2 separate regions of the Homo sapiens genome follow, and region 2 is linked to region 1. Evidence: chromatin loops called from intact Hi-C (ENCODE). Cell type or tissue: endothelial cell of umbilical vein. All regions are shown on one strand. Each heading gives the region's core, and the rest is flanking DNA. Links, peaks and the distances in the headings are about the cores only. Region 1 has its middle 62 kb from the start of NUDT7. Region 2 holds the start of ADAMTS18 (ADAM metallopeptidase with thrombospondin type 1 motif 18).

Evidence for each region. Peaks named below come from ENCODE experiments on the same cell type or tissue, not always from the same donor. Only the 100,000 strongest peaks of a DNase experiment are listed, where the experiment ranks them.
Region 2: a loop joins it to region 1, with 15 times the contacts of the local background. A loop is called at or near these places in 3 of 110 quality-filtered maps.

What each region holds. Positions count from the first base shown.
Region 1 is chr16:77,652,502-77,669,351 of GRCh38, forward strand. No RefSeq gene overlaps it. Among named protein-coding and RNA genes, the nearest start is that of NUDT7, 62 kb to the right of the region's middle. In endothelial cell of umbilical vein, for the core only: a CTCF peak has its summit at 8,105 (motif pointing left); a DNase peak (open chromatin) is centred at 8,060; H3K27ac peaks cover 673 bases.
Region 2 is chr16:77,427,582-77,444,431 of GRCh38, forward strand. It overlaps ADAMTS18 (ADAM metallopeptidase with thrombospondin type 1 motif 18), which reads right to left and starts at 7,453. Exons shown (of 23, transcript NM_199355.4): 1 at 7,025-7,453; 2 at 6,837-6,924; 3 at 3,714-4,030. The coding sequence starts at 7,114. RefSeq lists an enhancer at 7,149-7,649. In endothelial cell of umbilical vein, for the core only: a CTCF peak has its summit at 10,472; a DNase peak (open chromatin) is centred at 10,500.

The DNA of each region.
Region 1 (16,850 bases), core at 6,774-9,273:
AAGGAGAAAGGTTTCTGTAAGTGGTTATGCAAGGCTTCTGCTACCTTGCCAAAATCTTGAGACACCAATAAGTGTGGTTGTCCTACTCAACCTCATGTGATTCAGTCTGACAAAAAGTTGTAGGGATTCATGCAACATCTCCCTTCTCTTGCAACTGGGGCAGATCTTTCGTACCTAACCCTTGTCTGTCTGAGCTGTTACACTAGAGCCCTACCACCAGTTTCTTCTTTCATCATGCAGTCAATTGTCATCCTAAATCTCTGTTCTCATCACTTTGACTTCCTGCACCCATTACGTATTAGACCAACTGGGTATGAATCCCAGCTTTTCCACTTACTATGTGGGGAACCTTGAATGTGTTACTTAACCAAGTCTTAGGTTAGGTACCCTCATCTTAAGTGAGACTAGAGTGACTTGCCCACAATGTTCTTTTGAGGATCTCGTTTATAATGACTCCTCAAAAAATGGTAGCTACGTTACAAAATAAAGCACTGAGAATGTAAGACTTACGTGTGTGTGGCTCTACTAGTATTTCCAGGTTTACACCACACAGATGCCCTTCAAGAATTTTTACCACTGAAGTCCGCCTTCTCTCCTGTAGACCAGCATTTCTCCAAGTGTGGTTCTTGCACCCTCTGGATCAGACTCATGGGCAGTGCTTTGAACATACAGATTCCTAGGCCTTGTTCATTGGAACCTCTGGGAATGATCTTGACTATCTTCATTATTTATTATTTATTTTTAAACTTAATTGAAAGTTCCAAGATATGTACGTAGATGTTCAGGTTTGTTACATAGGCAAATATGTGCCATGGTGGTTTGCTGCACCTATCAACCCATCACCTAGGTATTAAGCCCCAGATGCATTAGCTTTCATTTTTAAAGCCTCCTCTCTACTCCAGCAATATACACACACACCAATGACCAAGTCTTACTGCCCAGTCTATGATCATGTTCTGAGACTCCTCCAGCTCTCCTGTCACCCAAATGTCATCATTTGAAGTCTGTCTGGAATTCCTCCTCATTCATAAAACCTTTCCAGATTCTACCCTCCAAAAATAACATGTTCTTGTTTTGAATTATCACAGCATTTATTTCTATACATGATGACTCTCCCTAATGTTTTCAAGCTCCGTGAAGTGAAAGTTAGTATGCAACTCATACTAGTATCTCCAAAGCTACCTGTCACAAGGCTTTGCCTGGAGTTAAGTGCTCAGTGAAAGTGAATTGAATAGACAGCATGGTGTCCAACCCAGTGTTTTTAGATCATTTTGATAAACCACATGCATTAGACTACCAACCTGACTCAGGGGAGGAAGAGGAGGGAAACTGACAAAACAGACCTTGATCTCTTTCTCTCCTCTCCATTTTCTGATTCCTGCTGCCATCACCATCCCAGGTTGCCTCTATTCCTTAGCTCAAGTCTTGGGAAGGATGCAATGAGTGGGAGCCCTTCCCTACTTCTCTTTAGCACAGTTGAGACTGGTGATGAAATTAGGTTATTTCTCTTTTAATTTAAAAACAAAAAAGTTTATCCATATAGCAAGCACAAACAATGTAAAATCGTCATGTTTCCCTGTTAGAGGCTCCTGTATAGCCCCAGTGACTGGAACAGTTTCTCTGGCATCTTGGCTGACTTCTGGCTGTGTGAGCCCTGCAGGTTGATTGCTGTGCTCACTGTAGCTTTGCTAAACAAAAACCAATCACTCAATCTGCTCCCTTCTTAAAGCACCCTACCATTTTTTGCTCCCACCCACCCACAGTCTCTTTATAGCCTGGATTTTGCTGAGAGGGACATACCTCATCCCTAGGCAGTGACAAGCCAGATGGCACTAACTATTCCCGTGTAATTTCAGACCCAAGAGTATGATCACATTTCAATAGGATGAAAGTAATAATATTCATTTTCCATTCATTCTCATCTCACTATTCCATGTCACTCACCCTGTAGTTCTTCAAACACACCAAGCTCTTTCCCATCTTAAGCCTGTGTATAAGCAATTTCCTGTATGTACAATGCCCTTTTCCCCTATTCACATGAATATATGAATTATTCCTTTAAGAATCATCTTTTCTTTTAAGCCTCAGTTTAAGTATTCAGTCCTCAAAAGAGGCTCCATGGCTGTATTTTTAAAGTTACCTTTCCCAATTCTTTTTCTACTTTAGTCCCTTTATTTCTTTCCTAGCACATACCATAGTCTATAATTCTTCTATTCATTGTTTTCATTGGCTTGCTTTTTGTCTGTATTTCCAAAAATGATAGAAACTGAACAAGATCAAGAGTTGTACCCATCTTCTTCATTTCTGACATGTAGTAGCAGCTCAATAAATATGTGTTGAATGATGGAATAAAATACACAACATATAACCACAAGGAAGAAAAGGGAGTAACAATCAGATACATCAAATCTTTTATTCATATAGTGTGCAATTTTACAACCAGGAAATAACTTTTAATTTTCTAACAGTTAAGATCTCCATGTTACCTATATACTTTGGATTATTTTGCTGTCAAAAGAAATAGATCCTTTTCCTTCTGCTAGGTTGTGACTTACCATAATATTTATTCTATAGTCCCTTAAGAATAAATCTCTTTTATTCCCACTGAACCCAACTCCTAGAGATTACAACTTGACATCCTTATGAGACATCAACACAGGGAAGACAACTTGAAGAAGCAGATGTGGCTATTTTAGAAGAAAAAAGAATTTCCACATACTGTTTTAACTTTGCAAGTCTCAAAGAATTCTTTCATGACAATACACTGAGAACTACTTCGTGAAAATAAATAGCCACAGAGGAATATGGATTTAATTGCTTGAAATGCTGCATTAGCTAAAATAAAACAGCTGTGATCACATTCTGGGGTAAAAACCATTGTTCAACAAAGAGTTCTATTAAAGATCACCCCAGTGATGAGTCTTGTTCTCTCAAACTCAGGCATGCCACTTCCTGGACCACCAGGGTAACAGTGATTTCAATTTGGGGGGACATCTGAGTTGGAGAAATGTTGTCTACGCCATAGGGCACAGGACTGCTTAATAGATTTTTCTTTTTTCCCCCAAATACAGAGCTCAAGTTACTCAAAATTACTCAGCAAAACAAATTCCTTTCATATTTCTATAATCCCAGGACACAAGAAAGGTGCTGGGCTGGCAGCTTGGACTTTCAGAGTTCCAGTTTACTCAAAAATGAGACGAATGAACTAAAAGATGAAATGAAGAGCAGAGTTTGTCCAAGTTCTTCCTGAGCAATCTCAATGAAGAGACCTTGGTCCCCAAGAATATGTCTCCAAGGTGGTGGTATTTTATATTTCTCAGGGTCAGAAACCACCTTGAGATACTGACAGGGCCATAGATCCCTCCACCTAAAATTCTCATGTATGTATCAGCACATAGTTTGAAACCCAACTTCCAGAACGTCTATAAACATCTAAAATTATATATGGCTCACAGGCTCAAAACTCCCATTCTAAAAAAAAAACAGAAGTAGGGCTTGAGATGGGAAAAGCCAAGAATTCAAGTGTTTTTTTTCCACCAACCACTATCATGTATCCATTTTAAATGCCTCTACCACACACCAGTCTCACCCCTAAGCCCTTCGCTGACCATTTGCAAATTTGACGCACAACCAATAGATCAAAGAAAGCAGATAAGTAGAAAGGGAAGTTGAAGGGAAGGGGAGCAGAGGAGCTTTTGAGCAGAAGCTCGAGTTGCAATATTCTGTAGAGTCCTACATTATTAATGTTATCCCCTTGACCTCACAAGCCAATGGTTCTCAAAGTTTAATATGCGTAAGAGTCAATCTGGGAAGGACAACTTAACATGCAGATTTCTAGGTCTCCCCTGGCGTCTGATTCAAAAGGATCTTATTAATATTTTATTAAACACTCAGCTGAAGCTAGTGGTCGATATCCTTTCATCCCCTGCTAAGGGAAACTTCCAGGGAAGAGCTGTAGGGAGAGGTTGCTAGAGGACTCAGCAACTGAAAATTGCCCAACGACTGATTATCAGCTAATCAGGAGCCTTAATTTCATCTGCAGGGTCCCTTTGCCATGTAAGATAACATATTCACGGGCGTGACGGCAGAAGGAGGAGGCCGTGGAGACTGAAATCTTTCCTTTGCCCACCTTTCCCACTTATTTCTCAAGACTCTCCTTCTCCGAGATAACTCTCTAGTGATTTTGCCCCTCGAAAATGACTCGTCCCTTTTTGAATTCCTATTATACCTCGTTTCGCTGTTTATTGTGAACAATAAGCTGGAGATAATATCTTTCACTTGTTCTCTAATTAGTTCATGTTTCTTCTTACCCAATACCCGATTAATAATGCTTTGGGAGCAAAACATGCTTTCAATGTCTCTTCATCTCACACAATATATAACCAATCACAAGCACAGAGTGGGTGCAACCAGCACTTGTTGCTTTCACCTACCCAGCATCTACTCCCCTTTTCTCCTCATTCTACCCTGGTAACAGCATCTCAGTTTCTTTTTGGAGAACTGCTTTCCTCCAGCCCGCATCCTTTTGTTTCAGATGGGGCTAATCCCACCGCCATTCCAGGGGAGGGCAGATGATCTGGGTTGGGCCAATCAGCATAATCCATTTCCCTGGCTGCAGTGATTGGTTCATTATCATCACCTGACCTTTGCCTGCTAATGAGATTTCAGTCTCAGAACTTTCGCAAGTACGACCGAGGAAGTTGCTGAGTCATCTCTTTCCCTGTAAGTTGCTGGGGTTAGTGAGCTTCTGTCAGCCATCTAGTTACCACTAGGGGAAGATCTGTTCAAGAATGGAGCAATACACATTTAAGCAGGACTGAGAGATACAGAGCCAGGGACAGAATCCTACAAACCTGGAGTATTAAGTCCATTTTCACACTGCTATAAAGATTACCCAAGAGCGGGTAATGTATAAAGGAAAGAGGCTTGACTCACAGTTCCGTATGGCTGGGGAGGCCTCAAGAAGCTTACAATCATGGCAGAAGGCAAAGGGAAGACACACATCTTCCTAGCAAGGTGGCAGGAGAGGGAAGTGAAGAGCCACAGGGAAGAGCCCCTTATAAAGCTATCCGATCTCATGAAACTCACCCACTATCATGAGAACAGCCTGGAGGAAACCAACCCCATGATTCAATTACCTCCACCTGGCCTCTCCCTTTACACGTGGTGATTATGGGGATTACAATTCAAGATGAGATTTTGGGTGAGGACACAGCCAAACCATATCACCTGGTTTCTGGATTCAGCCAGGCCAGGAGCTAACCCTACCTCCCGAACTTCTCAGTTCCACCCAGTGTCCACATTAATCTCATGCTTAATGAACATTGATTTGTTAATACCTATTTTTATGCCTGGGAAATATTGAACATATTTGGGTTCTGAAAGCCTACAAAATACCTCTTCACAAAATGTCAGTTGTTTACGTTGTTTGGTAAAGAAGACTCATGTGGTGATAAATTTTGACCTCTGGAACCACACAATTGAATTTGGATCCCAACTCTGCCACTCACAATTTGCATGACTTTGAGCAAGTCACTCAGAAATCTTTAAGCAGAGGAAGACCAGAGTGAAAAATGTGATTGAAAGATCATTTTCTGTGGATGATGGACTAAAGGATGGAGAGGTCAGAGACGCATTATTATTATTATTATTATTTTTTTGAGACGGAGTCTCGCTGTGTCGCCCAGGCTGGAGTACAGTGGCATGATCTCGGCTCGCTGCAACTTCTGCCTCCCGGGTTCAAGTGATTCTCCTGTCTCAGCCTCCCAAGTAGCTGGGATTACAGGCGCACGCCACCATGCCTGGCTAATTTTTGTATTTTTTGTAGAGACGGTGTTTCACCATGTTGGTCAGGCTGGTCTCGAACTCCTGACCTCAGGTAATCCTCCTGCCTCAGCCTCCCAAAGTGCTGGGATTACAGGCATGAGCCACCGCACCCAGCCAGAAGCATTATTAATGTTCAGGCAACAGCAAATGATATTTTAGAGTAATGGCAGCACCATGTAGGATGAAAACCAGGGAACAGACTGCAAAAATTGCAAGGCTTAGTGGCAAACAGAATGTTGAGTGATGGGGGAGATGAAATGAGGAGCAGACTTTGTCCAAATTCTTCCTAAGCAATCTTAGTGAACAGACCTTAGTTTGTTCACCCCAGAGGGTCAACAAAACTAGCTCAAATATCTTTATTTGGAGATGCTAAAACAAAGAGAGAAATACAGACCGCTAGCCAGGTAACAGGATGCTTCTGAATTCTAGTTTATCTGTTATTTTTGACAACGCAGTTTTGGGGTTAGATCTGCAGCTTCCTTCTTCTTGAAGGACTTGAGCAGCTTCTCACCTCTGGGGCAGCAGAGGAAGAGCTTTCTGGCAGGTGATGCTTTCATCTCTTTGAGTTAAAGCTGTGTTCACCCAAGTGTTAGAGGAGTTCCACTGGTGGTACGTTAGGTGTTTTTGGGTGGATCACAGATTGGCTGGCTATGCAGACATTAAGTAACTCTGAATGACACAGAAAGAAAAAGCTGTGTGAAGATGCCTGTCTTCCCTTTGCCTTCCGCCATGATTGTAAGTTTCTGGAGGCCTCCCCAGCCATACAGAACTGTGAGTCAAAACTCTTTCCTTTAAACTTTACCCACTCTTGGGTATTCTTCCTTTCTTTCTTTCTTTCTCTTTCTTTCTTTTTTTTCTTTCTCTTTCTTTCTCTCTCTCTCTCTTTCTCTCTCTCCCTTCCTTCCTTCTTTTCTTTTCTTTCTTTCTTTTTTTTCTGACAGCATCTTGCTCTGTTGCCTAGGCTGGCGTGCAGTTGTGCAATCTCAGCTCACTGCAACCTCTGCCTCCTGGGTTCGAGCGATTCTCCTGCCTGAGCCTCCTGAGCAGCTGAGATTACAGACGCGTGCCACCATGACTGGCTAAGTTTTGTATTTTTAGTAAAGACAGGGTTTCTCGAACTGCTGAACTCAGGTAATCCACCCGCCTGGACCTCCCAAAGTGTTGGGATTACAGGTGTGAGCCACCACGCCCAGCCGGGTATTCTTTATAGCAGTGTGAAAATGGACTAATACACTAAGTTAGTAGGACTCTGTCCCTAGCTCTGTATCTCTCAGCCTTTCAGGCGTCTTGATTATTTTGTTGAAGGGGAAAAAATGAAAAAAAATCATGTGGGAACTAAAACATCTTTTACACCTCTTTCTAGTACTTGCTAATTCCCTTGTTTACTAGGGAGCAGATCTCAGTTTCAAAACCTTGAGGAGGGCACAGTCTCTAGCTAGAGTTTAGTAATATGGTTGTGTCTTTGTTGAATTTATTTTTACACATGCTTTCTATTTATGGCAAACGGAACTTGTTTTCCCAATTATAATAGCTATATGCCTCTTTTGAAAATAACTTATTTTATCCTAAGTAAAATGACTCTGTTTAAAGGAAACTAAAGAAACGTGGCACACAGCCATGGCAGAAATTGAGAAAAGTGTCTACAAATGATGGCTGTCTAGGGCCACTGCTTCCAAAACATTATTCCTTGATGGTTAAACCTCTGGCACTATGGCAAACATCATCTTAGGAGGTTTAGCACTGAGAACATCATTCCAATTATACATTGTAGCTAAAAGCCTACAGTGAGTAAAGGTGCCCTCTCTCTGGATAGCATATGCTTCTTGGCACACTTGTCCTACCCCAGGAAGAATCTCTCAGCACTGCTGGGTGTCTGCCCCTAACCTGTACTGAGAACAACCCTGCTGTGTATGCAGCATTCTTGTGGGAGCCTAGTGCGATCTCCTCAACAATGCCTAAACAATCCAGGAGTTTGTTTCACTCATTGTGAATAAACACGCACAGCCGCGATCTTTGGAGATGTTCAGGCTCTTGCTCCCAGACGCCCACCCTTTGGCTGCCCATGGGATGGAAGCATCAGCTCTTCCCAGACGCCCGCCACTCTTCTGCTGAACATTCATTCACACGTGCCTCAGGAAAATCTTCGGACACGCACATCAAGCCATCTGGCATGGGAGTGTTTAATTTTGAGAGTGATCTTTTGTTTATTGAGAAGCAGACTCTTCAAGGGGAAAAAAAAATCACTTCTGGCTGACGAGAAGAGTTCCAACGCTACTAAACTTCTCCCCCTAGTGGACTTTTCAATGAGGCTTGCAAATCACTCTGAACCAGGAGTCCAAAGACCATTGTCATCGGGGCTTGTAGCTTTTGAATTTTACAAAAATGGCATTAAAAAACAAAAAAAATCATTAACCATGTGCATTCCCCTGCCGTGTGTGTGTGTGTGTGTGTCTGTGTATGTGTGTGTCTGTGTTTACTATATAACACCAACTACATGACATTCAGGAAAAGGCAAAACTATGGAGACAGTAAAAACAACAACAACAAAAATCAGTGATTGCCAGGGGCTGAGGGGGAGGGAGGGATGAATAGAGAATTTTTTTAAAAAGATAATTTTTTTGGCCGGGCGCGGTGGCTCACGCCTGCAATCCCAGCAATTTGGGAGGCCGAGGCAGGCAGATCACAAAGTCAGGAGATGGAGACCATCCTGGCTAACACGGTGAAACCCCGTCGCTACTAAAAATACAAAAAAATTAGCCAGGCGTGGTGGCGGGCGCCTGTAGTCCCAGCTACTCGGGAGGCTGAGGCAGGAGAATGGTGTGAACCTGGGAAGCGGAGCTTGCAATGAGCCTAGATCGCACCACTGCACTCCAGCCTGCATGACAGAGCAAGATTCCGTCTCAAAAAATAAATAAATAAAAAATAATAAAATAAATAAATAATGATTTTTTTTACAGAAGTCTTAGGTTTACAGTACAATGGATAGGGAGGTAGAGACATATCCATATACTTCTGACATACATATGGCCTCTCCCATTATCAATGTCCCACACTAGAATGGTATATTTGTTATAACTGATGAATCTACAATGGCACACCATTATCATCTAAAGTCACAGTTTACATCAGGGTTCACTCTTTATGTCCATTCTATGACTTTGGACAAATACATAATCACACGTGTCTATCACTTGCATCATACAGAGTAATTTCGCTTCCCTGAAAATCTTTTGTGCTCCACCTGTCCATCCTTCCCTCCCACTTAATCCCTGGTGATCCCTGATCTTTTTACTCTCTCCATAGTTTTGGCCTTTCCAGAATGTCATATAGTTGGAATTTTATAGGATCTAACCTTTTCAGATTGGCTTCTTTCACTTACTAATATGCATTTAAGTTTCTGCCATATCTTTTCATGGCTTGATAGCTCATTTGTTTTCAGTGCTAAACAATATTCCATTGTCTGAATGTATACAGTTTATCCACAAACTATTCATATTTACCTTACTATATCCTATTAAAAGATATCTTGGTTGCTTCCAAGTATGGGCGATTGTGAGTAAAGCTGCTATAAGTATATCTGTGTGCAGATTTTTGTATAGACATAGGCTTTCTGAGTGTGGTCTCAGGTCAGTAGCATCAGCATCACCTGGGAGCTTGTTATAAATGCAGAACCTCAGGCCCACCAGATCTGCTGATTTAGAATCTGCATTTCAACAAGGTCTGTGGGTGATTTATGTTAAAGGTTGAGATGTGCTAATGTAGAATACCTAGTTATGGAAAGTAAAAAGTTCTCTTCAAAGTTTCCATTCTTGTTAAAGGATAATAATAATAAATATTAGAAATAATAGTTTCTTTTAAAGACTTTCTTGAAAGCCTTCTTGCTTTTTGCTAATAACTCTTTGTTAAGCCTTATCCTATGCAGCTGTTAGACATAAGGGAATAAGTACATTCTATGTCCTTGTACTTTAACCAAGATACTTGTGGTAGACATGCTCACAGGCACGTAGTACATTCTATGTCCTTGTACTTTAACCAATATATTTGTGCTAGGCATGTTCACAGGCAAGTTCCAGCTCACAGCCTATGCCCCTTCCTTATTTTGAAATGTTATTACTTTTCTAAGTCCTTTCGCAAGCAACTTCCTCTTTTCATTTTGTTCTCCATTGCCTCTACCGATTTAGAAAAGTTTTGAGTTATTAGCCAATCAGGTTTAGCTTAGACTGGGAGGTCCAGCTCCAACCAACAGAGATCAGACACAGCAGTAAGCACCCAATGCGTAAGGGATAAATATTCCTATCTTTCCTTTGTTCATTGTACTCTCATGGCAAGATTGCTGATGAGCAGTACCCTTTCTGCAGAAAGTAAAGTTGGCTTGCTGAGAAAATTTTTTTGTCTGAATGTTAATTTTTCCTTGTGGTAGCAAGGAACAAGCATTTTATTTATAACACTGGTCCCTATCCTCAACTTGATTTCAGCCCATTAGAAAACTTGGGGGGAAAAATGTCTTTGGTGGAGTTACATGGGAAGAAAAGCAGCAATGTGCTTAACAATAACAAACTTCATGTATTGGGCCAGGTGTGGAGGCTCCTGCCTGTAATCCCAGCACTTTGGGAGACCGAGGCAGGTGAATGAACTAAGGCCAGGAGTTTGAGACCAGCCTGGCCAACATGGCAAAACCCCATCTCTTCTAAAAATACAAAAATTAGCCTTGCTTGGTGGCGCGTACCTGTAATCCCAGCTACTTGGGAGGCTGAGGCAGAAGAATTGCTTGAACCTGGGAGGCAGAGGTTGCAGTGAGCCAGGATCACACCACTGCACTCCAGCCTGGGCAACAAAACGAAACTCTGTCAAAAAAAAAAAAAAGAACTTCATCCTTTTGATTTCATTTCTCAGTTTCTTTACTCACAGCTTTTCCCAACTGAGATGTCTTTATATGTCTTTATCTCTCCTCCATGTGTCCAGTTCTTGCTAAGTTTTTATTCACTAATTATCTCTGGGAACTTACCACATACCAGGCACAGTGTTACACACAAGGCATAGACCCCCCTTCAACACACACACTTTTTTTGAGACAGACTCTTGCTCTGTTGCCTAGGTTGAAGTGCAGTGGTATGATCATGGCTCACTGCCGCCTTGACCTCCCAGGCTCAAGAGTTCCTCCCACCTCAACCTCCAGGGTAGCTGGGACTACAGGCATGCACTACCATGCTCAGCTAAGGTTTTACTTTTTTGTAGAGAAGGGGTCTCCCTATGTTGCCCAGGCTGGTCTCAAACTTCTAGGCCCAAGCTGTCCCCCTGCCTCAGCCTCCCAAAGTGCTGGCATTACAGGCGTGGACCACCACACCTAGCAACCGTTCTCTTAGGCATGCAAAAAGTTAACAAGACATTACAGTTTCTCTGTCTTCCCTACTAGATTAAATACTGTAATGGGAGTAAGCACATCAGCTATTCTGGAAGGTGTCCGGGAGAGGGTAAAGAACTGACACTTGTCCTGCTCCATCCAGTACCAGACACTCTAGTCGGGCTGCACATCTGTCACCTCCTGTCTGCAGAATTTCTGTTATATAATTCTGTGTCAGACAGCTGCCATAGTACTTTAGGTCACAAGCCACTGGGAATTTGAACAGTGACTGAGAGGGAATTTCATCTTCCACCAGATGGTCAGGGAAGGGGTTGAGTTAATCTCATCTAGTTCCTAAGGGGTGGGGAACCACCTTTTATTGTTGGATTGTACACTCTAAATGAAGCCCCTAATCCTGAGATGGAACATGGGTTTCTTCTCACTTGTCAATCATGAATGTGTGTCAATGATTCCTGAAGCATTCTATTGAGGGATCCTAGAGAACATGCAATAAGGGGGAAAAGTTATTTTTTAAAAAATGCAAATCCAATCACATTGGATTTGCTTAAAATCTTTCAATAATTTCTCAATCCTCTTAGGTCATGGTAGGGATTTGGGTCTTTAGTGCATAAGTTCCTGAATGGCCTAGACTTTATTAATCTCACTAGCATTATCTTTTCTACTCCTCTTTTTGTTTTTGTTTTTAATTCCAGCCACACTTGCTTTCCTTCTGTTCTCTCTTAAATTCCATGTTCCCTCGTACCACAGGGCCTTTGCACAAGCTCTTTCTTTTTTCTTTTCTTTTTTTCTTTTTTTTTTTTTTTTTTTTGAGATGGAGTCTGACTCTCTCGCCCAGGCTGGAGTGCAGTGGCATGATCTTGGCTCACTGCACCCTCTGCCTCCTGGCTTTGAGCAATTCTCCTGCCTCAGCCTCCCAAGTAGCTGGGATTATAGGCACGCACCACTATACCTGGCTAATTTTTTGTATATTTAGTAGAGACAGGGTTTCACCATGTTGGCCAGGGTGGTCTCGAACTCCTGACCTCAAGTGATCCCACGCCTCGGCCTCCCAAAGTGCTGGGACTGCAGGCGTGAGCCACCGCGCCTGGCCTGCACATGATCTTTCTCAACCTCCTTTATCTGAAAAATTCCTGGTCATCCTTTGGACGTTGGTCAAAATATCCCTTTTTCAAGGAAAGTGTCCTCATCTCCCAGGCTGATCCTCTGCTCATGCATTCTCGGTGCTGCTAACGGCTCCTTCAAAATCCTTACCACATTTTCACTGAACTATTATTTCTATGATTATTTACTGGTTACCGCCATCTCCAGACCTCTGCTGTTCATTCTGGTAGCGCCTGGTCACATGTGGCTGTTGAATATTTGAATTGCCACTAGTGCAACAACGGAAATCAATTTTTAATTTTATTTAATTCTAATAAATATAAAAGCTGATACTTGATTTCCTTTATGGAAATTTTAAAAGTATGGAACAACTGGAGTATGCAAGTCTACTTTTTCAGGTGTAAATTTTATGAAATCTAAAACAGACCAAGTATTTCCAATGGAAACTTAGCATCTAAATTAACATGTGCTGTATTCGTAAAATATAGACTAGATGAAGACTTAGTATGAACAGTAATGTAAAATACGTTATTAGTATTTTTCATATTGAGTTTATGTTGAAAAGATAACAGAGGTAATGGAAACAAAATACATTAACAAATTTGTTAAATTAACAGATTTATTGTACCTGTTTCCTTTTACATTCCCATGTGACTCCTAGGAAATCTCAGTTACGTCTGTGGCTCACATTGTATTTCTGCTGGACTGTGCTGCTTTACTGTAGATTATAAGGAGAGTTCTTAAAACCAAAACCAAGCATCAATTTAAGTGTTCAGTACCTAGTAAAGTATTTGGAAAATAATAGATGCTGAATAAACTTTTTCTGACATTTAAATAAATGAATGAGTAGCCATCTTTGTAAAGGTGAAGAGAGGATATAGCAAGTTTTCCCTGTATTTTCTTTTTTGTTTTTTTCTTTTCTTTCTTTATTTTTTTTGAGACAGAGTCTCGCTGTGTGGCCCAGGCTGGAGTGCAGTGGTGTGATCTCGGCTCACTGCAACCTCCACCTCCCCGGTTCAAGGATTCTCCTGCTTCACCCTTCTGCATAGCTGAGACTACAGGCGTGCTTTTGCCACCACACCTGGCTAATATTTTTTTGTTTTTGTTTTTGGTAGAGATAAAAATTTCACCATGTTGTGCAGGCTGGTCTCGAACTCCTGAACTCAAGTGATCTGCCTGCCTTGGCCTCCCAAAGTGATGGCATTACAGGTGTGAACCACTGCACCGGGGCTGTCCTATATTTTCTAACTTTATGCTAATTTTTTCTTTGCCTAGCATAGTGCCTTGAAAACAATGACAATAACAACTACAACTGTCATTTTCAGTTACCTACTGTGTGCAAAGGACTTTTAACCTTGTATAAATGTTGTATAAATTAGGGACAATGTATATGAAGTAACTTACCCAAAATGACATTATTAGAAGACAGCATCTAGTAAACAATTGCTTGTCAATAATTGACTAAATAAACAAACAACCCCACGAAGCCCAACAGGCCTCAATTATTATCGAGCTCACTCAATTATTGACAAACAACAGAGCTTTGTGGGGTTGTTTGTTTTTTCACACAATTATTGACAAGCAATTCAAGAATCATGATAAAATCTTTCAAGATCTCTGTTGTCTTGGATATGAATATGATTCCTTCGATTTTATCTGATCTGAGATTGCTTTCCCCAGTTTATAAAAGCTCATAAGAGATTTTTAAGTCTGAAATTCTGAAATAGAAACAAGAAAAAATTATCTGTTAACAAGAGAGTAAGTTTCTCAGGTTACAATAAATTAGGTTTGGAAACACCAAACACACATCTGCCCTCAGGAGCTTGAGAGAAGGTCCTGTTCAATCTGTAATTTGCCCAAAGATACTCTAAAAACACCACAAAACCTAATTAATTAGGAATAGGTGAACTTCAACGTGCTGGAGCCATTGGGCACTTTAGGCTAATTATCCAGCCTTACAAGCATAAGGAAACACACTGTGTATTTGGCTACATGCTTTGCTCTCAACTTTTAAACCTGTATGTATATTTTAATGGCAATTTAATCCATATGGTTGAGATTATCTGCATTCAGTTCATCAGAAAGCAATTTCTGAAAGAAACTCCAATCTAGTAACTTCCTCAGTGTGCTGTGCCAGACGTGAGCTCCTTCTGTACAGATTTCTCTAGCAGAGCCGGCTGGGTGGTATTAACATTAATATTAACTAAAGGCAACATCGAGATTAAGTACAGGGACTCTTCAAGCCAAATAGCCTTGGTTCAAAAATCTGTATTTCACCACTTGGTGTGTGTGTGGCTTTGGACTTACTTTCCTGTTAGAGTTTGGATCTGTGTCCCCATCCAAATCTCATGTTCAATTGTATTCCTCAGTGTTGGAGGTGGGGCCTGGTGGGAGGTCATTGAATCATGAGGGCGGATTCTTATGGTTTAACACCATCCCCCTTGGTGCTGTCACCACGACAGTGAGTTCTCATGAGATCTGGTGGTTTAAAGTGCTTGGCACCTACCCCACACCCCTCTTGCTCCCGCTCCAGCCATACAAGATGTGCCTGGTTCCCTTTCACCTTCTGCCATGATCGTGAGCGTCTTCAGGCCCACCCGGAAGCCGAGCAGATGCCAGCCTCATGCTTCCTGTACAGGCTGTGAAACCATGAGCCAATTAAACCTCTTTCTTTATAAATTACCCAGTCTCAGGTATTTCTTTACAGCAATGCAAGAATGGATGAATTCATAAAAGGGGTAAAGTAACAATAACCCGTGTGGGTTATAGTAAAGATGAACTGAGTCCATGTAAAGGCTTCCCTCTGTGAAGATTCTGTAAGCCAGACACTGTTCTAACCATTAGCTATCAGTGTTATTATTAGGCTCCGTTGCAAGTGACAGAAAAATAACACTGGAATGGCTTGTACATGATGGTTTATTTCTTTTACACATAAACACAGGCAGTCCAGGGCTGGAATGATGACCCCATGCTCATCAAGAACCCAGATGCTTTGTATCCTGTTTCTCTACCAACATCAGCACACATTTCTCACCCACTGATCCAAGGTGACAACCCCAGCTCTAGCCAATTTGCCCACATTCCAGCCAGAAGGAAGGAAGAAAGGCAGAAAGTCACATTTCCTTCCTTCAAGACTGCTTCCTAAGATTGCTTGGGGCTAGGAGTTCAAAAACAGTCTGGGCATCATAGTGAAACCTTGTCTCCATAAAAAAAATAAATAAATAAACAATTAGCTGGGCATGGTGACATGTGCCTGTAGTCCCAGCTACTCGCTACCCAGGAGGCTTGAGACAGGAAGATCCCTTGAGCCCAGGAGTTCGAGTCTGCAGTGAGCCACAATCATATCACTGCACTCCAACCTGAATGACAGAGTGAAAGCCCGCCTCTAATTTTTTATTTTTTTAAGAATGCTTTCTAGAGGTTACACATACCCCTTCTGCTTCTATCCCAGTGAATGGAACTTAATCTCATGGCCATGAGTAGTCTTAAAGGAGACTGAAGAATGTAGTTTTTTATTCTACAATTTATTCTATTATTATGACTGTAGAAGAAAGAGAGAGAACACATACTGAGAACATCCAGCTGTCTCTGTCACAGATTTGGAATAAAGGATGAAACACTCCATCCTTGACAACAAGCTGTGTGCAGATCTGCCATGCATACTAAATGGAGATCTTTGGAAAATAGAATGTGGTTGGAGAAAACTACATCTTTAACTCAGTACGCAGCAGTCTCCACATGCTGTTTGTTTATAAATCCCAAAAATATATGCTGCATAAGACACTAAATAAATGTTGATTCTAATTATTGTACAAAAGTGACCACAAATCTCCTCTTCTTTCCACTCTCACCAGAATTATATCCATGGAAGATCTTCAGATGCTTGTGGATTTAGAAAGAAAAGGAAGATCACAACTTCTCTTGCCACACTCCAAAGCCACCTTCTAACCCTCTTTCCTCTATCATAACTGAGAAAGTGATGATGCTCCAGCAAGCTCAGGGTGCCCCTCCAGAGACTGACCACAGATACTTGTGTTAGACAAGACACCTTCCAACCCTGTCTGCATCTTTACAAATAAAAGATGTTGACAACACACCCATAGATAATAGGAAACATATTTTTGGCCAGTGAGTGAGCTTTTTTGGTCAGGCTTGAGGACTGTAGCAGATATTTGTTGGAAGCCTTCCCAGCAGCCCACTCCCCTTTCTCCTTCTGAACAACAAAACGGTATTTCCCAGCCTTGCAGTGAGCCTTAGGATTGGCTTAAGCCAATCAAAATGTGTGCAACTCTGTGTCCACAACAATTATTTCAGAGTTGGGCATGTGATGGAATGAGATGTGAAGATGTGGGAGCCTTGGAGAAAGAAGTTTCAGTCGATGTTGCCATTCTCTTGGGATCACAGAGATACTCGGTTTCAGTTGGGGTTTCTGTTAAGTAGTATTCTCACCAACACTGAGCCATGAAAGGAAATGCTGGCAATATTTAACAGGAGACAAACTAATCAGGAGGCCATAAGTGAACACTTATGATACCAGGCGTACCAAGATGGAAATGCTACT
Region 2 (16,850 bases), core at 9,239-11,738, 220 kb before region 1:
TTATAAGGCCACCTGGTATAAAAAACAGGGGTGAGCTTTTCTAGGTTACCCTATAAAAGCATTCAAAATTTTAAAACAATCATCTCTAAACATAACAGTAGGCAGTTTTTACTCAGGGAAGTGTGCAACCCCTGTTTCATGAATGAATTATTCCAAGTAAGTAACAACTACCTCAATTCTGGAATAAAGGGAGACCTGTGAGTTGGCAGGGGAGGTGGGTGCATTTTAAGAAATTATTACAAATATTTCAAACAGGTTAATTCTGAATTATTAAGGCTAACAGTCTGCTAGCAAAATTTTAGCTGGAGTATGTATGCACGCATGTCTGCTTATATGTATGTACGTACATACGTATTCACTATTATAACCATTCTACCATTTTCCACTTTCTTTGGGGACTTCTCTAGCAGACAAGATAATGGTAGATTCCTATTAGTACTTTGTCAAATCATTTAAAGGTGACATCGCTTTCCTAATATACACTGCATGCACACTAGAAAATTGCTACCACATCCAAAAGGACCCTAAGGCCAGTGGTCTGGCCCCACTCAGAGAAACACTGATATATAAACTTCAGGTGAAAAAGTTTCATCTCCCAGTCTCATTCATCTCTTCTCGGTCTCTGTATTAATAGGAGAAGGGTGGCTGTCTCTCCTGGCATGTTAACTCGATGAGTCTCTCCAACAAGCCTGTTAAAGGCTTGTTCCTTTTCTGAACTCTTGAATCATCTATGATTCTGAATCTATTACTATAGATGCTAATTAATTTCAGAGGAGTTATGAACCCCTGATTAACCAAAGAAGCTGAGCAATGTCTAAGAAAATGTAAACAAAAAAGTGCTTTCAATTTCATTAACCATCAGAACAATGCAAACTACACCCATAATGTGGTACTACTTCACAACTATCAATCAGAACAGCTAAAATGGAAAAATAGGCAATATCAAGTCTTCAGGAGGATTTGGAGCAACTGGAACTCTCATACACTGGTGATGAGAGTTTAAATTAGTACAACCACTTTGAAAAGCTGCTTGTCAGTACTCATTAAAGCTGAACATATACAAGTTGAGTACCCCTAATCCAAAAATTTGAAATCTGAAATGCTCCAAAATCTGAAACTTTTGAGTACTGATATGACACTCAAAGAAAATCCTTATTGGAGCATTTCAGATTTTTTGCATTAGAGATGCTCAACCAGAATATATTCTGCAAATATTCCAAAATCCTCCCCAAATTGAAAATCCACAACACTTCTGGTCCCAAACATTTCAGATAAGGAATAACTCAATTTATACATACTCTGTGACTCAACAACTTTATTCTTAGGCATGTATCCAACAGAATGTGTCCATACGTTCATCAAAATGCATATACAAGAATGTTCAGTCATAACAGCCCCAAACTGCTGGTGGGGGTGTAAATTAGTTCAACCATTGTGGAAAGCAGTATGGCAATTTTTCAAAGAGCTAAAAGCAGAAATACCATTCAACCTAGCAGTCCCAGTACTAGGTATGAGAAGAACATAAACCATTCTACCATAAAGACACATGCATGTGAATGTTTATTGCTGCACTATTCACCATAGCAAGGACATGGAATCAACCTAAATGCCCATCAATGACAGAGTGGATGAAGAAAATGTGGTACATATACACCATGGAATACTATGCAACCATAAAAATAAACGAGATCAGGTCTTTTGCAGGAACGTGGATGGAGAGCAAGGCTATTATCATTAGCAAACTAACGCAGGAGGAGAAATTCAAATCCCACGTTCTCACTTATAAGTGGGAGCTAAATGATGAGAACTCATGAACACAAAGAAGGGAACAATAGACACTGAGGTCTACTTGGGGGTGGAGGGTCGGAGAAGATAGAGGAACAGAAAAGATAACCATTGGGTACTGGGCTTAATATCTGGGTGATGAAATAATCTGTACAACAAACCCTTGTGACATGAGTTCACCCACGTGACAAACCTTCACTTGTACCCCTGAACCTAAAAGTTTTAAAAAAAAATGGATAAAAACATCATGAAATCTTCATACAGAAAAATTTTATGATTCTACTCATGTGAAATTTTGATAATATTAATCTATTACTATGAGATTATTAATTTGAGACAATTGATAAGATTTCCCATCACTCACAGAGTGAAGTCCTGAGAGTGCTAAACATGAGGAGGCTAAATTTTGCTGAAAATAGAACAGCTATAGAGAAATTATTCCCTGCCAGGAACTGCTATGGCACTTTCCACATAAGAAATAATTGAATCCCCACTGCCCTGTGATGTAAACTCTTGTTATTCCCATCTTAGAAATAAAGAAACTAAGGCATAGTTAACTCTACTTAACACAGAGTTAAACAATTTGTCTAAGGTCCTATGAGTAAATGCTGGTCTGAGAATTAGAACCTGGGCAGACTGCTTTCAACTACTGGTATGTGGAATGGGATAGTTTAAGCCACTACGGTGGGTTGTGTAAACTCCTCCTTTAGGACACCGGAATAGACAGAAGAAAGAGAAATACAAAGGGGATGCTAAGTAAAGAGAAGGAGATGTGCCACAACAAAACAAACAAACAAACAAACAAACAAAAAAACAAGATATAGTCATGTGTGCACACACAGGGGCATGTAACCATGTTATAATATATAGGTCAATGGTGAGCCATGTTCATCATTTTAAATAGACCAAAGAAAGAATACCGTGATTGTGGTTGTAATGAAAGGTTTTAGCTAAATTTCAGGCCATAATAGGGGGAAAAAATTAAAAAGTAACTGAAAGTTTCAACTAACAAAGAACATGGGAGTCCGCATTCACCCGTACCCAAGCCACCCCTCTTGCTTTGTGCCATGATGTACCATGTACATTACTCACTACATCCTCACTTGGGCTTTCTCACATTTTCCTTCTTCTGGCCATGCCAGAGCACAATCACCATGTGTCTCAACACACACAAACTCTTCTGTCAATTCAAGACACTTCTCAATCACAACACAGAATGAAATCAACCCAGAACAACATTTACCGCCTCGTATATTTGATTGAATCCTGAGAAGAGTATCATTTACACTGATATTCTTGGCCTGGTGCTCAGCAGATGAGGATTACATAGGGAGGAAATAACACTGGTCCCAAATGCTTTTAAAAGGTTCTGCTTCCCTGAATGCCACATTTAATCCTGCCAGCCCAGGAACACAGCACCCCACATTCTAAAAGGATGTCTTATGTGAGCAGGACACCAGCAACAGATTAGTTCAAAGAAGACAAAAGGCCTCCCTTCAGCAAAGTGAAGGTTGATCTTACCAGTGCTGCTGAATGCAATTTCGCATTGAAATACAGTTTTCCCATTTCAAAGCCATGTAGACGCATGAAGCTTGTTAGATTTATAGAATGCCTGGTCTCCCGGGACATTACAAAGCGAATGGCATCCATCAAGTTAATTTCCTTGGGGATCATCTCAAACATGGAGAATGAAAAGTCCCAGACCATTAAACATCAAAAGATTGTTCTAAATGGTAATTAAAGTTCTATTATATTTTCTTTTTCTGGGAGCACATTAGATTAATTCAATTGAGAATATTAGAAGTATCAAGGCTGACAGTGTGAATGTGTGGAGTTGGCTGGAAGAGCATTTATATTGCAGACATCTGTTCATTCAAGTTACACAAAACACGAAAGAGGGAGCTCAACTCAGACTGGGGTGTACTTACCAAGCCAGCACACGTAGACACAGCGACAGAGGAGGAGCTGTCATTTCTGATAAATCCCTGATAGAAGCATTGCTGCACCTCGGGTTTCTGAGTCTCTGAAGCACCATCTTTTCCAAGTACCTGGACAATAAAGTGACTGCTCAAAATCGCCGAGGGCTTAAGTTCTAAGTGCAGTTCCTGTCCAAATGCTGAAAATCGGTAGTGCAGGGAGCTTCTGGCATTCTGCGCCGATCGCTTTTTCCTGCCGTTGTGCAAAATGTCGTGTGAAATATATGACCCGGCTGAGTCTACTTCTACTGGCGTGACAAAGACGTAATCTGCAATGGGAAAAGTTCAGCTGTCAGCACCCAGAGCCCACAATTCCAAATGGTCTCTTTCCAGCAAGCTGGCAAAGAGCAACACAAAGCTCAAAGATATCTTTGTTCCTATTGCCTTGCACCTAGATCAAATATAATTCAGAGCAGCACAGGCAGCAGAAGACCTGTCTCTACAACTAACTCGGCCACAGTCATTTCTACAGGTGCCCGAAAGCCAAGCACAATTTTGATGAATTTCATGGATGTCTGTGGAAAAATGTAACACCTCTCATTGTCTGGAGAGAGATTTAGAACATTCTTTTGATGTTTAATGGTCTGGGCCTTTTATAATATTGGCCACAGAACCATTCATATATATAAAATTTAATTTTTTTGAAGATAAAGTTAATAAACATAAAACTACAAAATCGGGAAATTTCTTCAAGGAGGTTAATTTCTCTGTGCTTAAACTGAATCGGGAACATTTTGGCAGAGGCAGAGTTTACATTTCAAGTCCTAACTCACAGTGTGGGGTAGCCTCAGATGATATTTCAGATCATTAACAAGCAACAGCATTTTCATTTTTCCAATATTATTTATGTGTGATAAGAAAACTCCAGCACTTGTATCACCCTTAGCATTTTACTGTGAGCTTTCACAGGGATGATCCCATTTAATTGTAAGCATAAAATACAGTGCATGCACAAAAATGCCTCAAAATTGTCAGAACCCTCCTATATAGTCTGATGTATAAAATTGCTCAGGCATGTTGGTGGGGGAGTGTCAGATCAGGGGACACCTGGAAAGGCATGTTTAAAAATACCTTCACCACTGCTCCCTAGAGCAGTACTAATTGCTGAATGTTCCAAAGAGGAGGAGCTAAAATACAATTTGCTATTTGAAAAGCAAAGCCAGCACACTGTTTTCTTTCACCAAACATTGAAGCTGAAAAGCATCATCCCACAAAATGATTTGGAATATGCCCTCTGTGCATTAAAAAACAGCCTGCATTTCCACTTTCAAGGCACAGAATGGGAAACTACTTTGGAAAGTGTTTAGAAAGCTGTTGAATAATGACGAGGTATGTTTGAGTCACTTGGGTCCCCAGTTACTGGAGGAGGAAAAGGAAGAGAAATTTCTCTTTTCCCTAAACAGTCAACAACCTTCCCCCTCCTCCAATAAAAAAAAAAAAACTAAGGAATAGTGGAGCCCCTGTAGCTAGCAAAGATCAATGAGTGATGGCCTAATTAGGCTCACATTAAAAAAGAATTCTCCACAATAGACAATAATTTTCTTCTGTTTATGAACCATCTGTGACTTATTCCTTGGGCAGCTTTCATTTTTATATTCTTTATGTCCTCCCACTCCCATTTTTCTTCTTGACTCCCTCCTTTAACTAAAAATGCTGTATAATTGACATACATATTTTACAATAATGGGGGGAAAAGTTTTTCCCCTCTCTTAACCTTGAAAATCTGAGCCAGACATACAATATTTTTCTTCTCTTAAAAATCTGATACATTGCTTTAAAGGGATGTGGCTCTTGATTATGTGCAATTTCTTAGAGAAAGTCTACCTTCTCCTTCTGTCAAACTAAAACTTAACTATGAAAAAGATTCCTGACATATGCAGGAAGTCTGTGTCTCACCTTCTTGTCCCAAATCATCTGAAACTCTGCCTGCTCTTACTTGGAAGGCTCTGTAGGAACGTTATCCAGCCAGCCTTCTATGGAACCAGCCATCAAACGGCCCCAGACACCTGCTACCAGCTTGTTTCCAAGGGGAGAATAACAGGCTGTCGGTTACATTCGGTTCTTGATGGAAGAAGGGCAGTCAGTGTCCCCTGTAAAGAGTGATCTCTGATTGACCACTTCAGGAGGTGAGTAAGGGTGAGGTCCTTACAAGGTTGTGGCTGGGTCGGACGTGGCCTCCAGCCATCTGATCCTGATATAAGAATGAGGGGTGGTTTTAGAAACTGCAGCCTCTCTGTTTGGACAAAAGGTGAATCCCTTCTCCATGACTCCATCCTGCCCCACTCCCCATTCCCCTGACAAGAAAAGGAGATAACCTTGCAAAACTAAAAATTACAGAATTCTAAAGAATCCAGGTTGAGCTGTAAGGTTTTCCTAGACACCTTGCGTCAGGAATCAGCTGTTCTCCTGTAGCTGATGGGAAACAATCAAAACAAGGATTTCCCTCTGGGCTCCACTGGGAAGTTAATAAATGTCAGAAGTGAGGGATTTTCTGGAAGTTTGTGGCTGGCGAACGTCAGAAAAGATAGATAAAGGACTCAGAGACCTGAAGTCACCTGCTTTCCTCTCTCTAAAAGCAGCCTTAGACATCCGTAAAACAAGGGAAGCAGAAATGAAAAAAAAAGAAGAGATAGAAAAGGAACAGAAGTCGAGAGAAAAATGAGGAAAGATGGAGAGAGGAAAGAGGCTCACATTCTTTCATCTCCCACTAAGAATTAGCTTCCCCCAACAAGAGTTAGGAGAGGGAGGAAATAAGTAATTCCTTAGTTAATGTCCACTTCCCTTCGAATTTCTCACTGCAGTTAGGATTTTTTTTTTTTTCTTGTTCTTCTTAACAAGCCACCTGTGAAGGAGGGAGAGTATTTGCTTTTATGTGACTTGCAGCTCGGGGCGTTGATTCTTTTGATAAGTTCAGTCCTTGCCAACCTTCCCCCCTCTCCAAACAGGAACCATTTCCAAGACAGCGCACACCTGCCAGGTTAGGGGGTGCGCTTTTCCATCTTTTCTCTCTTTGGGGGAAGGAAGGGTCAAAGTGCTGCGAAAGGCCCTTCTTGGGGATGGGGGGCAAATACGAACCATCATTTAATCCGCTGGCGCCGCTGCTGCTGTCACTGGCTAAGGCCGCGGCGACCGACGCACAGCAGAGGCAGCACAGCTGGAGCGCCTGCAAGAGAAAAGGTGACATCGCGCGTGAGGGGCGCGGCGGGGCTGGCGTCGGGCGCCCCCTGCCACCCGCTCTCGGAGCTCCGCTCGGCGGCACCTGCCTTGGCCACGCGCCCCAGTCCCGCCAGGCCCCTCGGCGGGCCCGAACCCGCAGCCGGGAAGGCACACGCGAGCAGGAGGGCGCACTCCATGGTCAGGTGCGGACGCGGCGGCTGCGGGTGGCCAGACGCGGCAGGCGGAGCGCACGGGCGGCGCGCATTCTTTCCGCGGCCCCGGAGCTCGGCGCCCCAGGTGCGGCTCCAGGTGAGAGCCGCCGCCGTTCACATCGCAGCGGGGGCGCGCTGGGACCTCCCCTCCTCCGGCCGCCTGCGCGCCCTCCCTTCTCCCGGCGCGGGCCTGCCGAGCTGCAGTTTGCGGCACCCCAGAGGGTACGGGGGGCTCCCTGGGCCGGGACTGGAGCGCAAACGGTTGGGAGACTGTCGGTGTCTGCCCGCCCGTCTGTGCGTCTGTCTGTGTCGGTGTGAGCGTCTGAGGCGATGGGGAAGACAGCGCCAGCTGGCTCCCCCAGCGCGCCGGAGCCGAGCGCCCGCCTCTCCACCGCGCGGTGATTGGCGACCAGCGGCTCCCGGGCTCGTCCGAGCCCCCGGGCTGGTGCAAGGGCGTGGGATTCCCGGCTCCAGCTCTGAGGGAGGGGGCGAAGGGGGCGGGGAGGCTGGGTGGGAGTGATAGGGAGGGAGGGACCGACCGCCATGAGAAGGAGGGGAGCGCCCAGGGTCAGGCTTGGAAAACGTAATTTAAGCGCACTGGGAGATGAGTTCGGAAGACGAAAGGCTCAGGTGAGTGGCGCGACTTTTTCGCTGCCTGTGCAGACTTCTCATTTTCAACTCTTCTGGCAAAGAGTCAAGATAGCGTCCTCAACACCTCCTAAGTGCTGGGAGCTATCCCCTGCTGTATCGCATTTGCCTCAGGCCCTACCTTTTTCAGGTGGGAATTATTAATTCCTTGATAAAGATGAGGAAAAGGAGGCTCAGATGCGCACAAGCTGACCTAGCTTCCCAGAGTCAGCAAATCTGAGGCAGCCGGGAGGACCAGAACAATGAGCTGTCACTGTCTGCAGCATGTAAAAACTCATGGCACGCGGGGGCCTCCCTCTTCTCCCGGATCTCTCTCTCTCTTCTTGACGTGACCGTGCTTCCCACTCTTCGAGATTGAATCTTGGCCCCAGATACCCAAACCCACAGAAATCAGTTATAACAAACAGCGCACGCCATCACTAGGAATGTGCATCCAGTTTGCTGTGTGCCTGTTCGTTTACTCAAGACATTTATTTGATCCTTTGATCCCTGTTTGCAGAGGTGAACAAAATACAGTCTCACGGGCCAGTGGAAACGAATCTGATTGGATAGCTCGACAACGGTAATAGAAGCAAAATGAACACAAATACTAAAAAGGAAAAGAATAGTCTCCTAAATTAGATGGCAGCAGAATCTAATTTAGATGGGATAAGATGTGTGTGTGTGTGTGTGTGTGTGTGTGTGTGTGTGGGTGTATATATACACACACACATATATATACACACACACACGCATACATACACGTGCAAGGCATCTGTTAGGAGCTGACACTTAAAATAAGGCCAGAGAGAGTGGATCGGTTTTATAAGGGAAGAGGGGAGTAGGATCTTGCATGTTAGGACAGGGGGCACAGCATAAGTGAAGGTCTCAAGGTAGTTAAGTGATTGCCACGTGAAAAGTGTTACAGGCCAGAGGAAGAAGCAAACACAGCAGTTGCTGGGTCAGCTGGACCTTGTAAGCTGGGGCGAAGCATGTTGGAAACCATTAGATTTAAATGAATGTGGGTTTGTGTATGTGTAGGAGGCAACATCATATCCAATAATAAAAAAATGTGAACCATTTTTTGAGCGAGTGTAGGGATTGGACGAGCTGAGGCAGGGTCAGAGAGAAACAAACCACGCAGCTGTTGCTGGCATGAAGGGGTACAATGACAGTGTCTTGCTTGGACCAGGGTAGTGGTAGTGGAAGTAGATGTATTACTCTGCTCAGTCCTGTGGGTACTGAAGTAGTTAACATGAGGTCTATGTCAAGCCTCGATTAAGTGATAGCTCAATACACATAGTCGGTTTTATGGAATGCAGCTGGGAAGAGGTAAACCCAGGCTGTAGCGGCAGAGAAGGTGATGTGTCTGCCTAAGGAACATGAAGCTAAGCCTCACAGAACATCAGGGCTAAACAAATCATTTGGGTTTCCCTACTTAATCTGGTTAAGCTCTGTGGCCTCTGTTTTATAATCTGTAAAATAGGAATCAACATGCTACATCAAAAGGATAGCCTGAGGGGTAAGTGAATATATTTTTCAAAGCACATTATAAGTGGACTTTAAGAAGTGATGGTGTATTTCTGTTATTTCATACATCCTGTGTCAAACTTGAATATACGTCAAAATCACCTGTAATGCTAGCTTAAAAATGCAGATTTCCAGGCCATGAAGCACTGTGATTCTGATTCCATGGATTTGGTGTAGGGCCCAAGCATGCATTTGTAGTAAGCACTTGTGGGTGATTCAGACACAAGTGACTTAAGTGCTTCATATGATTCCATGAAGAACTGGACACAAGAGGAAACTGGACATCAAAGACATGCAGTAAAACACTGCTGGAGGTCACATCACCAAGCAACGGACTGAATAAAACAGGAGACTGGGATTGACAGCACTGTCAGCGACATCATCAGGTGAACACTGACGGAACCTGGAGGGTGAAGGGCTTGTCCACACTCAGCTAAAAATAACCATGGCCCTGATTTGTGTCTCTCCATTAAGATACATTTGCATGAAATTGTCCATATTTTTCTGATCCTCCTCTTTTAGGGCTAACAATATAGGTTACTTGCCATGGTCAGGGCTGAAGTCTCGGAGAACAACCCTTAACTATGCTCTATGCTCAATTGTGGAATTTCTCAATCTCAGCAGTACTGAGATTTGGGCTGGATAATCATTTGTGGTAGGGGCTATCATCCTGTACATTATAAACATAGGATGTTTAGCAGCATTTCTGGCCTCTACTTCACTAAATGCCAGTAGCAGCCCCCAAAATGCAACAAAATGTTGTGAGATTTCCAAATGTTTCCTGGTGGGTAAAATTCCCCTAGGTGAGAACCTGGATAAATAGTACAGATTCCCAGTCCTATTCTGTGACATTTTTTTGTTGAGTGCCCATTTTTTTTTGAGAGTCTAGAGGGCTCCTCTTGAACCTAATGTAAGTAGTTTATCCTTAACTGATTTTACAGCTCTTCTTCCATACCCCAGTCAATCTTTGCTCTCCACAGATTCAAGTCCTCCATGATTGGGCACAGAAACTGAGACTCATTTCTTGCATAGTTCTAGACCTGGAAGATAAAAACTTGCAGTTCCATTCATTTGTAGATGTCTAGTCTCTTTTTTAGGGCTGATAAATACTTGCAAAGCCATAACTTCTGGGATGATTTTATACGTAGTTTTCCAGGAACTGGCCCTGCAATATGTATAAATTGTCTCTAGATGGTGACAGAGAATCATGAGCCCATGCTCCAGTCTTGGAGTTATAAACTGCAAAGTAGCTTTTAAGTTACTTGGGAATGTCAGTCTTACCTGATTTTAAAATGATAAATCTAGGACACTACAATGGCTATCTGAAGTTTGCAATAAACTAATGGGGATATGGGGGGGCAGAGCTCATCGCTGATGTGTTGTATTCTGTCAGACGTAGCCCAGAATATGCCACGTAACAGACATTCATAAATGTTTGTAAGAGGAGCAGAGGGAGGGAGGGAGGGAGGGAGGAATGGGGGGAAATTTGAGATAGAGAGATCACAGTGTTTCACTCTTAACCACGAAAAATATTCCTCCTTTCTCTTCCTTTAAAATCAATGGTACAGTTCTAGGCATTGATTTTCTTTTTCTACTGACATAAGCTTTTTTATTTTTTTATTTTTATTTTTATTTTTATTTTTTTTGCCAAATAACATTAAGATACTTGCCTCCTCCTAGACAGATCAAAAAATAAATGGCAAACCACGTTGCTTACTCACTTTCCTTTGTCCCTGGATTCATGAAGATGCAAACATCCCTTCCATGGAAAGTAAGAAACACTTACTGCCTCTTCCGGTGCAGTTGACTTTCTGTGCTATGACTGACTAACTCCTTATTTGCTCCTCTCCTTTTCCGTCAGCGAGTAGAGGGAAACTCTTCCTCCTCTAGCTGCTCAAAGCTGCATCAAACAGTGGGCTGGGTCTTACTGAACGGGTGTCCAGTACTTTCCTGTAGAAAACATTTTGATGTCCAAAGAGATAGATGTCCATAGTCACACATCTAAACCTAGAAGAGGGTAAAATAGAACACAAGGCTTAACTTATTTCAACACAGTAGCCAAAAGGAAAAGAGAGAGATGGAAATGGATTTACCTCCTTGAAGGCCTAAGACCTAAGGGCTACTTTCTGGTCAATGTCTCAGAAATGCAGTCCAGTTAGCAACCCAGACCTCAAAAACAATGGGGAGGAGAGAGAGGAGGTGAAAGAGAACAGAGCAGCAGGTCCTAACTGTTTTCCCTCCAGAGATAACCATCCAGAAAGATAAAGAGTTTATTTTGCCACACAAAGAATGAAATTCAAACGAGTGACAGGAAACAAACTTCTGTTTACTTATTAGCAACAATACAGGAAGCAGAACCCCTTAGTTTAAATAGTTTTATAAATAGATCCATCATCACACACAATTTAGCAATTACCAACTGCTCTCCTTCACCTGCTATTTATTCTTCTGCTTAACTTTCTGAGGACGTTGGTATCCATTTCTTCCCTTTAAAACCTGTGCTTGTCTGACTTATCTATCTGATAAGGTTTTCTCTGCTCATCTCATTTTCTCTGTTTCTTTGTACTCTGGCTGCATGGGCTTGCTTTCTTTGGTCTATTTTTAGTCGTTTCCCAAGCCCTACTATTAAAAGTAGCATGCTTGCCAGAGGCTGAAGAGGTAGAATTAGAACTAGACTTCTAATTTCCACAAGTGAACTGGAGGCCAAGTTCTGACCTCTCTGCACAGTGAACAGTGGTATATATTCTTTGTAAAAGCTCTGGAAAATATCAGGCTGCCTAAGAAAGGCAAATAACTTTTGTTTACATGGAGTATTTTCTCCTTCTTTTCCACTATCATGAGCCCATCATGAACAAGCTCAGATGTCTGCCCCAACGATTCTCAAACTCTCATCTCTAACACCATCTTGGCCCCACTAAGCCTTTGTCCTGGAACAGCAAGGATTGGGTACTACTGCTAATCAAGAACACCCAGAACATGGTTAGAAATACACATTCTTGGGCATCCCTATAAGTATTTCCATTAAGTGGGTCAGGATTTCTGATGTAACTAAATATTATCACAAACCAAGAATTATGACCCACAGTACTTGCACTTGAATGCCAGCAACACCTCCTAGTCAATAGGACTTAAAGCTTTTGGATGCTTTTGACTCATTTCTTATTCGTGGAGGAAGCAAAATATAGCAGAAAGAATAAAGGGATTTAAACCTGGAGTTGTTGGCTGTCCTCCTGAGCTGCAAAAAGAAAATACAGATAAAAGTAGAAAAGAAAGGAAAATACACAAGTTCCAGTCTGAGGCCAATATTTCTGTCTCTTCTCCTTTGATCCTTGAAATCACCACCAGTTAAGCCAAGAAATCTTTCTCCAACCCTATTTCCCCCTTTATATTAGTCTGTTGCATTTCTATTTCTTTCATTGAAAGTTGTCAGTACTTTTACTATGTGATGTTAAACATGAAGTCTTAGCATGGCCATCTCTAACACAGGGGAGCAATGCCTACCTCACATCTATTTATTTTCATGAGGATTGAATAAGGCAACATACGTAAAGTGTCTAATGCAAATCCTCAACCACTACTGCTCAATGAATGGTAGTGTTCTTCCTCTTTCTTAACTTTCCTTTGATTCTTATTCCTGTAGCCAATCCCTTCCTAAGGCTGTGAACTCTTGTGTAGAGGTGAATACTTCAGTCTGAGCCCTGATATTGCCCATTTGATTTCAGAATTGCAATTCCCAGAAACAGTGACTGGGTGAGCATTAGAAAATGATGTTCCCTATTGCATAGGCACAAAAAACGTGACCAAAAGTTGGAAGCTATGAAAATTAGGAAAAGAGCAGCCCTCTGGGCTAATAAAGTCTTGTGGGGACAGAATGAAGAAGCCTAAGACCTACTGGATTTCATTTTAGCTCACCTCAAGGCAGGATACAGCCATTCATCATGCCCAGCATGGGTTGCCATCTCCTTAGCCCTTTTCTTTTCTTTTTTTTTTTTTTTTTTGAGACAGTTTCACTTTGTCACCCAGGTTGGAGTGCAGTGGCACCATCTCAGCTCACTGCAACCTCTGCCTCCCAGGTTCAAGCAATTCTCATGCCTCAGCCTCCTGAGTAGCTGGGATTACAGGCACCCGCCACCAAACCCAGCTGATTTTTTGTATTTTAGTAGAGACCAGGTTTCACCATGTTGCCCAGGCTGGTCTCGAACTTCTGAGCTCAGACAATATGCTCGTCTCAGCCTCCCAAAGTGCTAGGATTACAGGCATGAGCTACAGCACCCAGCCAGGCCTTTTCTCATCTTAGATTGGGGAACTAAATAGGAGCAAAGATTCAGTCCACCTACTTCTATGAACTGCATTACAATTTCTAAGCTACCAATTCTGCTTTTTTCTTCCATTTACATGCATCCTTTCCATGTACTCACACTGTCTCCGGGGGCTCTTTCAAAAGGCTTGGCTGTGAAGGTGAAGATAAGTACATTATATCCTTTGTCAATTAACATTCATTCTCAACAACCTGCAATCTGGCTTCTGTCCCCAGTCACATGTTCTTCTAAATAAAAGTGCAATAAAGTTTATGAATAAATGAATAGAAATAGAGAGATGTAGACCTTTCTCCTTTCACTCAGAGAGAACCATTAAAAATGCTAGAGAAAGAGAACCCATGCTAATCTTTAAATCATTGTAGCATTTGAAACTAATGACCACTGCCTGTTTTTTGAAACCCTCTTACCTCCATAGCTTCCAGGTCATTACTTTGTCCTGTTTTTCTGAGTTCCCCCCACGCCTCTTTTTTTTAATTTTTACTGATAAATTTTTTTTGACCTTTTTGTCTCTTAAATATTGGGCTTCAGACTTTGGTCCTTATCCTTCATTTTTTCTCACAAGGTAATCTCCTCTTTTCCTGAGCAATCAGGGCCCATCTGATCTGCTGATGAGTCCCAGGTCTATTATTTCAGCCTAAATTTCTGTGCCAAGCTCTAGACACTTATTCCCTACCACTTACAGAGCATTTTTAACTAAATGAATTCGGAGGCACCTTAAACTTGATAAGGCACCAAGCATAGGTCATCGGCTATTGTCCATATGCCCAGAATCCCAAACTGGGAAGCTTGGGAGTCATCCTAGGATATGGGGGGTGTAAGGAGTCACCTAATCATGCTTTCTCAATGACTCTGTTCCTCTCCATACTCGTTGCAATTACCTTATTTCTGACCATTAGCATCTGCCACCCTTAAAGACTCAAAAAAGGAATTGTCTCATCCAGGCAGACTTCCCTGACCACCCTGGCTGAGCTAGGCTGGATTAAGCACACCTCCAAGTGTCCCCATAATAACCCACCATTCCCCTATGGTCTCTGTCATAAAAATGAGACAGTACAATAGAGGCCGTGACCACCAACCCAACTAATGCTGCTGTGTCAGCTGTTTAGAGCAGGGAGATGTCATTGCCATCTTTGTTTCTAATACTAAGGGCTAGCACATACATGCTTGATAATATGTTAAATTGAAACCTCATTGCGCAGAAGGAAAACAATCCAGGCTGTTGAAACAGGCACTTTGAACCACCCCTTAAGCCAACACCAACTATGGAATCTTACTACTATTCCTGCACCCCATAAGGGAGAACTTCCATGACCAAGCAGGTTCCATACCTGCCTATCAACTATGTCCAGAGATTTTATTTGTTTTTATTCCTTCCCTCATTCCCCAGTTTTTTCCTCATTTTCATTCCATCTCTCACTCTCCAATACACAGTGGTTTCTTTTTCTCCTTCCCTTTTAAACTAAACTGTACATTATTGTTGTTGTTCAAATAAGTCTAAGTGCCTTGAGACTTGCCCTCACCTATTTAGCCATACAATTCCCCACCTTAGCAGATCTTCTCAACCTTGGTGCTCATTGAGCAAGTCCTGCCCCCGGAGATACTGAGTTAATGGGTCTGAATGCACATTGGAATTCTTTTTAAAGCCCTCTGGCTCCAGGTGAATATAAGAGCCAGCCAGATGAGAACCAACCATCATCTAGCCTCTCTGTGATCAGCATGTAGTCCCCAGACCATCAACAGCAGCGTCACCTGGGAGCACATTAGATATGCAAAGTCTCAGGTGACCTACTGCTTCCTGCATTGGAGCCAGACCCCCAGGTGAGTGTGTGCACACATTAATGTCTGAGAAATGCTGTTGTAGAGTCACACAGAAACTTGACAGTAACAGGATGCACTCGGAGAGTCCCCTGCCCTCAGTAACCTTCAGTTTCCCTCTCTACATGATGGTGAAAATAATAGTGCTGTCTCACATGGATGTGGGGATCATGATCATCAGGTGAAATGCCACATTAAGCATTTGTTAAGTAGTAGCCTTGTTACCATTCTCTCTGTCTCCTTTATCCCTCCGCCCGATGTGGTGGGGGTGGAGCAGAGCAAGTACACTGTTTACTCCTAGGATGCTGGCTATGGGATCCCACGAAGCACAGCTAATAGGAGGCTTGCAGATGCTGCATTCACATCCAAATTAAACATTTCCCATTATAAGCACACAAACAGGTTGCAACTCCCTTGACTTTCTGCATCACCCAAAACACCCACCACGATCTGGCCTCTGGACACCCTGTCTACCCAGTTACGCAGTCACCATCCTGCTGAGAGTGCCGTGTGAAGCTGCACCCTATTACACAGGCAATTTGTTTCCAAGAGCTGCATAGTGACTTGGCCCCCACCACGCGTGAGACTGGTGTTTCCACAAGACTGCAAGGCACAATTTCAAGAGGCAGATCATTTAAAACTAATTATTGGAACTCAACTGGCTTTTACAAGGAATTAATTTAAGGAATCCAAGGTGCCAGAGGGAGAATAGTAGAAGAGATGGAGTGGGGAGGGACATGTGTCTTATTTTTAAAGCAGTCTGGGATCTATTTAGAGAGGTTGCAAACATAAGGGTTGTGTCCAGAGAGCAACCTAGTACTTTATATTGCTCTCTTTCTGCAGGGTCCCACCGTCCCCTGTGATTGGATGGAGTGTCTCGCATTTTACATTGTCCCTGAGAGGAGAGGAGCCCTTTGGAAAAGTCTGAAAAGCTAACATTGAACTGGGACATAACAGCAGCCTTGGGACATCAGAGCCTGCTTGTGCCTGCTCTGCACTATTGGATGTTTTTATGTGTACTACATTAAGAGCTTCCATCTCTCTGGACAAAGGGGAGAAGCGCTTCCGTGGTGGGTGGCCCCAATTAAACCCTGTGCCTAGTGAGTTTCCGCCCAGGCTGACTGGAAGTCAGCCAGGGCTGATTAGAGAGCAGGTACCTCAAATGGCCCAGCACGGCCATAATGAAATAGTCCTGGAAAATTGCTAAATGACATAGAGGAAAATCATTACAATTGAAATGCCTCCCTCCCCCTTACCCTCTATAACATAAAGAAACACTTCAGAATTGCCTAAATATTGCTTTGCCCAGTGAGTTAACTGTATAGTAAATGAAAGATCTCTCACAAACACACAGCTTTGAGCATACTGCTTTAATTATGAAATGTTTATTTTGTTTAAAAGCACATAAAGAAGACAAAAACAGAATAAAG